2 separate regions of the Homo sapiens genome follow, and region 1 is linked to region 2. The links are chromatin contacts, found by Hi-C or POLR2A ChIA-PET in ENCODE. All regions are on one chromosome and are shown on one strand. Each heading gives the region's core, a stretch centred on a gene start or an enhancer-like site at or near the end of the contact. The rest is flanking DNA. Distances are from core to core; before and after follow the strand shown. Region 1 has its middle 9.1 kb from the start of LINC03013. Region 2 holds the start of NPSR1-AS1 (NPSR1 antisense RNA 1).

Region 1 (3,959 bases), core at 650-3,149, 970 kb after region 2:
ATCTTGACAAGACATGTCATCAAAGAAGATATGCAGATAGCAAATAAGCATATGAAAAGATGCTTCACATCATATGTCATCAGGAAAATGCCAATTAAAACAACAGTGAGATACCACTACACAAACCTATAGGAATGGCCAAAATCCAGAATATGACAACCCCAGATGCTGCCAAGGGTGAGGAGCAACAGGAATTCTCATTCATTGCTGGTGGGAATGCAAAATGGTACAGCCACTTTGGGAAACATGTTGGCAGTTACTTATGAAACTAAGTTTCTATATCATAACACAAGTAGATATAAATATAACCAGTGGTAGGGTTTTTTTAGAGGCTGTATTATTTTTTAAGAATTTAAAGCTTTAAACCCAAATTTCTACTCAGAAAGATGAGCATTGTAATTTGATGAGATTACCCTTAGAATTCTTGCCAGTCAATGACTGCTTTTACACCAACTTACAGATTGTGCTGTGTTCAAATACATACTGAGGGGAATCTGATGAACTGACTGGCAACAGTCTTCAAATTCTTAAAGGTGAGGGGAAGAGTGCATCAGGTAAGAGCAAAGCTCCCGGAATCGGGATATCCAGGTCTGAATCTTGACTCTGCTGTGTCCTTGAGTGAGCTACTCAACTTGTCTACACCTCAGTTTCTTCATTCGTAAAATGAAGCTATGGTAGCTTCTACCTTATATGACGATTGACTGATAGGCTCCATGTTGAGTGTAAATTAAATAGTGCCTGGATAAGTACTCACTAAAGAATCGTGTTTTTTTTTTATTGTAAATTTCCAAAGAGAATGTTTTATACTTTTTAAAAAGTGTTTTTATTCCCCAATGCCCCTAACAGGAAATGACACCATCATTGTTACATGAGAAAATGATAAATGTTTTGAGAGGTCAATGTTCCACCCCAACTCATTCTCAGTGTTACTATTTTCACCAGGAAACAGTAGAAGTGACACAGGAGGTGGCCAGGGAAGTGCTGGGTAGACAAGGGTGGGGTTCCTGGCGAGGGCTCCACCCTCAGGCTTGTGCCCATGGACCTAAGTAAGAACAGGCACCCGTGTTTTCATGCCCAAATGTTGCATTTTCCAAGACCACTCTGGCCTGCCACACCCCCATCCTGTGCCCATAAAAACCCTGAGACCCTAGCGGGCGTGGACACAAGCAGTTGGACGTTGAGAGGAGCAGAGGAGCAGAAGAGCGCACCGACAGACACCAGCAGACAACAGCAGGCCATTGAGGCAAGACGATGCAGAAAATTCGGTCGGGGCAGTCAGAGGAGAGTCCAGCCGCTGGACAGCCTGACTCCAGGGGAAGACCGCCTTCCCACTCCATCCCCCTTCTGGCTCCCCATCCACCTTGCTGAGAGCAACCTCCACCACACAATAAAACCTTGCACCGATCTTCCAAGCCTACATGTTATCCGATTCTTTCCGGTACGCTAGGGCAAGAACTGAGGATACAGAGGCCCTCTGTCCTTGTCATACGGCAGAGGGTCTAATTGAGCTGGTTAACACAAGTTGCCTGCAGACGGCAAAACTGAAAGAGCACACTGTAACACATGCCCACTGGGGCTTCAGGAGCTGTAAATACTCAACCCTAGGCACTGCTGTGAGGTCGGAGCTCCATGGGTACCTTTTAACCACAAGTTTCAGCATTTCTTTTCAAGGAGAACTTATGTCTGGAAATATGGATGGAAGATGAACCGAGGACTCGTCTTTAACACCGCATGCTACTCTACTAAAGACTGAGAAAAATGTCAGTTGTCCGGAGCTCCCCACGACCTGTCTGCATGCTCCCCCTAGGGGTTTGAGCAGTGGGACACTGAACATGCGAGCCGCACATCTGTCGCATGTCCTGCCAGGGAGATAAGGAAACTTTCTGTTTCAGAAGTTCTACTTTGAGGCAAAACCAGGCCTCACATGGGCAAGAACATTGCTAGACCTCAGGCCTTGCTCTTAAACAGCAGCTGCGTACCCCAGCCCTGCACGGGAAGTGGGGAGGAGCTCTTGCTTCTTCCCACAACAAACAGGTTCTCACCTGTGCAGCTCCTGTGAATTACATGACATCAATGTGTATGTAGGTTCTTTTTTTATTTTTTTTTTATTTTTACTATTTTTATTTTTATTTTTTGAGATGGAGTCTTGCTCTTTCACCCAGGCCGGACTGCAGTGGCGCTATCTCGGCTCACTGCAAGCTCCGCCTCCCGGGTTCATGCCATTCTCCTGCCTCAGCCTCCTGAGTAGCTGGGATTACAGGCGCCTGCCACCACGCCCGGCTAATTTTTTGTATTTTTAGTAGAGATGGGTTTTCACCGTGTTAGTCAAGATGGTCTCGATCTCCTGACCTCGTGATCTGCCCGCCTCGGCCTCCCAAAGTGCTGGGATTACAGGCGTGAGCCACCGCACCCGGCCAATGTGTATGTAGGTTCTATCTTTTAGGGAAAGACACTGTAATGTGGAGCATTTCTCTTCAGAATCTACTTAAAACCAGATATTTCAGTTATTAGAGTGAATTAAAACTATTAAGTAGCACATAAAATATATTTTGACCAGTCAAACCTAATTGTAGACTGTTAGTGTAGACACCCATCAGCACACCTACACTCTCACAGACACAAGAGTATCTGTTTGTCTCTGTTGATATGGTTGGGAAGTTTTGCTTTGTGACCTGGGGAGTAGAACCAAGTGTTGCTGAGAGAGCTAAGAACCAAGAGGAGGAGGTTGGAAGGATGGTATGGATTCTCTTCCTTCCTAGCTCTTTGGATTTGGTTTTAGACCCCAATGGTTAGATGCATAAGAGCCAGAAAGCAGGGAAACTGTCCACAAAAAACCCTTTATGGTTCTCAGTTCCAAGCATCATTGCTTCAGCTCCCAGGTGACAAAGTGTAGCTCAGTGCTGAGATGAGAGGCCATTTTCCCTGCTTGTGCATAAAACCCCCTCTGCTTTGACAACCTGAGGACTGGCTGGGCTGGCAGGCCACTACAAGATGCATGGCACTAGCTTCCTCTTCTTAGGTGAGAGTCACCTGGGGTATGGACAGTGGGTCCGGCACTGGGGGAAGCACAGCAACCGCCCTAACAGACTCCTCCCAGAATCTCACACACTTCCAATGGACCAGCTTTCCCTCACCCCCACCAGGCAGCACAGGGCAGGACTGTGTTTTGAGCTTAATCAGCACTGCTTTCATGATGGGCTGTGACAACACTGAGGATTTCCATGTGGCCCTGCAGAAAGCAGACCTGGAGGAACCAGAGCAGGAGAGAAAGGACCAGGTGGATCCATGCGGTTATGGCAGCTGGTTTATAAACACGAATGACACACCCCATTGGAGACGCCCAGAAATAGCTGGAGGACACTGAGGTCAAGCTAAGAGTATGTTGTTACCTTTGTAATTTGGACATCAAAAGGAAATGTAACCTGATTTTATATGGTCTGGAGAGACCTGGACATGCTGTAATTAAACTATAATTGCAATTAATGGGCTACTTTGTGAGTAACCTAATCTCATGAAAAAAATGGGTGGCTTACAATAAAATAAGGAGATTGGTGACTTATAATAAAATAAGGGGATGACAGCCATAGCTGAAACATCTATAAATTTGGAAAACCAAGACTCAAGCAAAAAACATTTGAATTGAATTATGCAAAAAAGAGGAAAAATACAAGCTCTGGAAGAATGAAGCCTGCGCCATGGGTACCTTTTAACCACAAGGTTCAGCATTTCTTTTCAAGGAGAACTTATGGCTGGAAATATGGATGGAAGCTGAACAAAGGACTTGTCTTGAACATTGCACACTACTATACTAAAGACTGAGAAAAATGTCAGTTGTTCCTATCAAAGGATGAGGGGGTTGATGGACATCAGCACCTTTGGCATCATTGTTGATTCCAGAGTGTCCTTAGTTTTTGAGCCACCTCCAAGCAGCCTTGTCAATCACTGCAAGATGCATGCCA
Region 2 (3,939 bases), core at 95-2,594:
TACAATAACCACAAAAGGCTGAAATTATATGATTGCCTTCTTCAGATAGTTACGATGATTAAGAAATTATGTCTATAATTGTGCCTGAGCTGGCCTCCATAGTTCATTGAGTTTGATGCTTCCTGTTGTACGCAAAAATTGCCATGTTGGTTCGATGAGAGCATGCCTGCTTTTTCTACTACCTGTGGTGTTTTGAGTACCTATATTTGTATTGCACTTACAGTGAAAATTATCTAATTATATTATTCTATTTAATTACAATTGCATCAAGCTCCAATAAACAATCCAAATTTCACTGAACTGAAAGTTGAGTGCACACTTTGAATAGTCACTCCTTCTGTTAGGTTGGTGCAAAAGTAATTGCCATTACTTTTAGTAGCAAAAACAGCAATTACTTTCGCACCAACCTAATATATATGTGCACAGTAGGCAGTTTGGCTCAGGTACACTTATTCAAAACATTGCATTAAGTAAGATAATACATGTTAAATACCTAGCACACAGCCTGGGATGCAGGTGTCGGCCAGTGTTTGTTCCCCACTTCCTTAGTGACAAAGATTAGGCTTAGCTACTTTTTGGGAAAGGTGAGTGCCACCAGAAAGATGAGGCCAAGGCCTTATCAGACACACTGGAACACAGCCTTCCCAAGGAATAAATCCAGAATATTTTGTGTATGAGTTCTGGCTCTGAAGCCCAGCCTGTTCTTACACTGACCCCCCAGTTTCTGCCTTGATCAGCCACCCACTAGGCTGGGCATTGCTTCCTCTCACTCTGCTATCTAGTGACCCAACCTCGGCCCAACCCTCCAGCTTTCTTCTGGCCATGCGACTGTTCTGCTAGTCTGCTCCGCATATCTGCTCCTACCTTCCGATGCCTCCTCTGAGCTTTGGCTCCACTCCCCACTCAGCACAAACAACTTACTTTGCCCCAGTATGGGGTACAACAGCTCAGACTCTTCTAGAGGTCTAATCCTGGACACCTCGTTTGCTTTATAAGCACAATCTGGAAAGAAGAGTTTCATTGCTCAGAGCCCCTCAGGAAGCAGAAGAGGAGAGTGGTGAAGAGAGCATTCATCCTCTGGAATGACCATAACTGGTGTTTCAATCCCAGCTCCCCTCCATACTAATACTTGGGTGAGTTACTCACCAGGTCTATGCTTCAGTTTCTTCATCTGTAAAATGGAGGTTGTAAAAATATCATCTACCCCATAGGGTTATGGTGATGATTAAATTAGTTCTTCTATAGAAAGTGCCTGCAGCAGTGGTTAGCATGTGGTAGGCACTTTGTATGTGTTATCTGTTATGTCTGTTTGCTCTTACTAACATCTATATTTCTGAGTCCTAGACCTCCCCAGAGAGTGTGAAGTTCATGGTGTTTCATGGGAACAGATGTAAGCCCACTTGCTGAATCTCTCTCTGAGCTAATAATTAACAAATACATTGCACAGTAGCTTACCAGGAAAGCCTATACTGGTCTGAACAAGAAGAAACTTGCTGAACAATTCTAAAGCTCACTTCTCAATATAACAGCAGCCCTTGCTCAACATGTTGCCCATATCTTCAGTACCGTGCAGAGGTCACAGCCATCATATTCTGCCAGCTCTTCCCCTATGGGTTGAGCAACCATATGTGTCTTCCCAACCAGGACATTTTTCATTTTTAGCTTCTTGTTTTGACATAATTTCAGGTTTACAGAAAATCTTCAAGAGTAGTACAAATACCCCCATGTACCCTGTACACATATTCCTGAAATGTTAATATTTTTCATATTTGCTTTATCATTTCCTCTATCAGTCTATCTATAATACCTACCTATCTACCTATCCATCCATCTAAAAATGTCCCAGGTAATCAGCAAACCTGCTTTAAATGTCACCAATTATCCCAAGAACATCCTTTTTAGCACAAAAAACCCCGAATCATGTATTGTATTCAGTTGCCATGTACGTTTAGTGTTCTTTAACTTAGAACAGTTCCTTGGTCTTTCTTTGTATCTTATGACATCAACATTTTTAAATAGCATAGGTTAGATATTTTGTGGAGTTTCTCTCACTTTGGGTTTGTGTGATGTTTCCTTCTGAATAGATTAAGGTTATGTGCTTTTGAGAGTTATACACCAGGAATGATGCTATGTTCCTCTTAGTATATAGTATCAGCAGACACAGTATATCAATTTGTCCCATTACTAGTGATGTTATTGTCAGATTTCTCCACTGTAAAGATACTATTTTTCCTTTTGCAACTGACAAGTATTTTAAGAGTACATAGCCATCCTGATACTCCTTAAACTTTCACTCACAGCACTTACCATACAGTGTAGATTCCTGTCTGAATCAATGCTATAAAGGTTTCCAAATGATGATTTTCTAATTTCATTATTTCTTCTATACTTATTAGCAGTCTCTCTACTTTAAGGAAGAAATTTCCCTTCTCTCCCATTTTTAAATTTACATCATAGGTTCTTCTTTTATTCTGTGGGTTATAATTTGTTGCCATAGTTATTTCTTTTTATGCCTAGATTGCTGACTGGGGTCAGCAAGAGCCCTACAATTTGGTGCGTGTTTCTGTTGACATGTTTCTCAGCATTTTTGGGCATGTCCTCACTTGCCAGCACAACATGATGTTCCAGGCTTATCTTGTCCTTTTCCCAGCCCCAGGCCAGGAATCAGCCATCTCCAATGAGCCAAGTAAAACCATGGCATATTTAAGAGAAAGGGCCACAGGCATAATCATGGCGGGTATAAACTGAAACTGACCTAGAAATGCTGGGTCATATTCCCAATCTACCACTAGATGTCCTTCCACACCTCAATAGTTCTTCACAGGAAGCAGTCCTGGGGCATTTGGAAATGGTGGGATATTTGGAGTTATCACAAAGACTGGGGCAGCAGGGGTTACTTCTGGCATTTAGTAAGCACAGCCCAGGCATGCCAAATTTCCTGCACAGGACCATCTATCCTAACACAGAATTGCCCCATAAGTAGCAATCCTGTTAATAAATAGTGGCCCAATCCCTGAACTAATCTATCTTGTGTTCTAGTCTCTCAAGGATTGGCTTAGTTCTTTTCACCTTATCCGCCATCAGTTAATTTAATCACCACTGTTTCCATAGTGAGAATCTAATATATTAGACTGATCAAGTGTGTTAATCAAATATATTGGATTAGCTGGCATGCATTATAGCAAATAAAATAGCCAGTCTTCATTTTAGATCTAGTTTAAAGAAAGCCTCTACTTCTTATGTGTCAATTTTTGCAGAAAACATTATTCTAGCAAGTTGGCAAGGAGTCTAGGACTTATGTTAAGACACACCATCTCATCCCCAGTTCTTGCAGCTCTCTGTCTAGTTATTGGCCCTATTCATTGCATCAGCACCAACAACAGCTACCCAGGTTTTATAGGGCAAGCATTTTACTAAACATTTTACATAAACTATCTCATTTAACCTTCACAGTAGCCCTATAAATCAGGCATTCTTATTACAATTTTACAAAGAGCCCTGGATTCCGTGTGGTCAGTAGCAAGCCCAAGATAGCACAGCTGTCATGTAGCAGAGCCAACATTCAAAATCCCACAGTCGGGCTCCAGTAGCCATGCTGTGTACTGCCCATGCATGTAAGAACATACCCAACACAATGAAAAATAAGAAATGAAATAGAAAGGGCATGGAAAATATCAAATCATAACTGCAGAGGAAAAAAGTCAAATTTAAGCTTAGAGTTACTGCAAAGTTACTGCAACCCATCATATTTTATTTTGTGCTTCCTAGTTAGTGGCTAAAACTAAGGGCAAAACTGACTAAATATAATTTGTTGTAATCTTGAGGGAAATGCACAGCAAGATGTTTCTTGATCAAGAAAACTGATACTACGGAGCTTTATATTCAGTACTTTGATGAAACAGCACTAAAATGTCCTCAATAACATCTCTACAAAGAATC

What was found. A loop is a pair of places that touch in the nucleus more often than their neighbours do. ChIA-PET counts read pairs that join two places held with the same protein, here RNA polymerase II (POLR2A). Pooled maps may share reads with other maps.
Region 1: a loop to region 2 is called in a map of GM12878, with 3 times the contacts of the local background. The contact joins the enhancer-like site here to the promoter of NPSR1-AS1 in region 2. A Hi-C loop is called at or near these places in 1 of 168 maps with a recorded cell type or tissue (GM12878), 10 of 37 single-sample maps with no recorded cell type and 5 of 50 pooled maps. POLR2A ChIA-PET finds 5 or more read pairs at or near these places in 2 of 52 experiments (GM12878 and WTC11).

Annotation. Positions count from the first base shown.
Region 1 is chr7:35,723,577-35,727,535 of GRCh38, forward strand. No RefSeq gene overlaps it. Among named protein-coding and RNA genes, the nearest start is that of LINC03013, 9.1 kb to the left of the region's middle. Within about 2 kb of position 1,900, at least 7 of the 41 ENCODE cell types and tissues checked have a DNase peak (open chromatin) inside an H3K27ac peak, as active enhancers do; they include GM12878, where a contact is called at or near this core.
Region 2 is chr7:34,756,928-34,760,866 of GRCh38, forward strand. NPSR1-AS1 (NPSR1 antisense RNA 1) reads right to left here and starts at 1,345. Exons shown (of 4, transcript NR_033665.1): 1 at 1,147-1,345. All of the region lies in intron 2 of NPSR1 (neuropeptide S receptor 1), which reads left to right.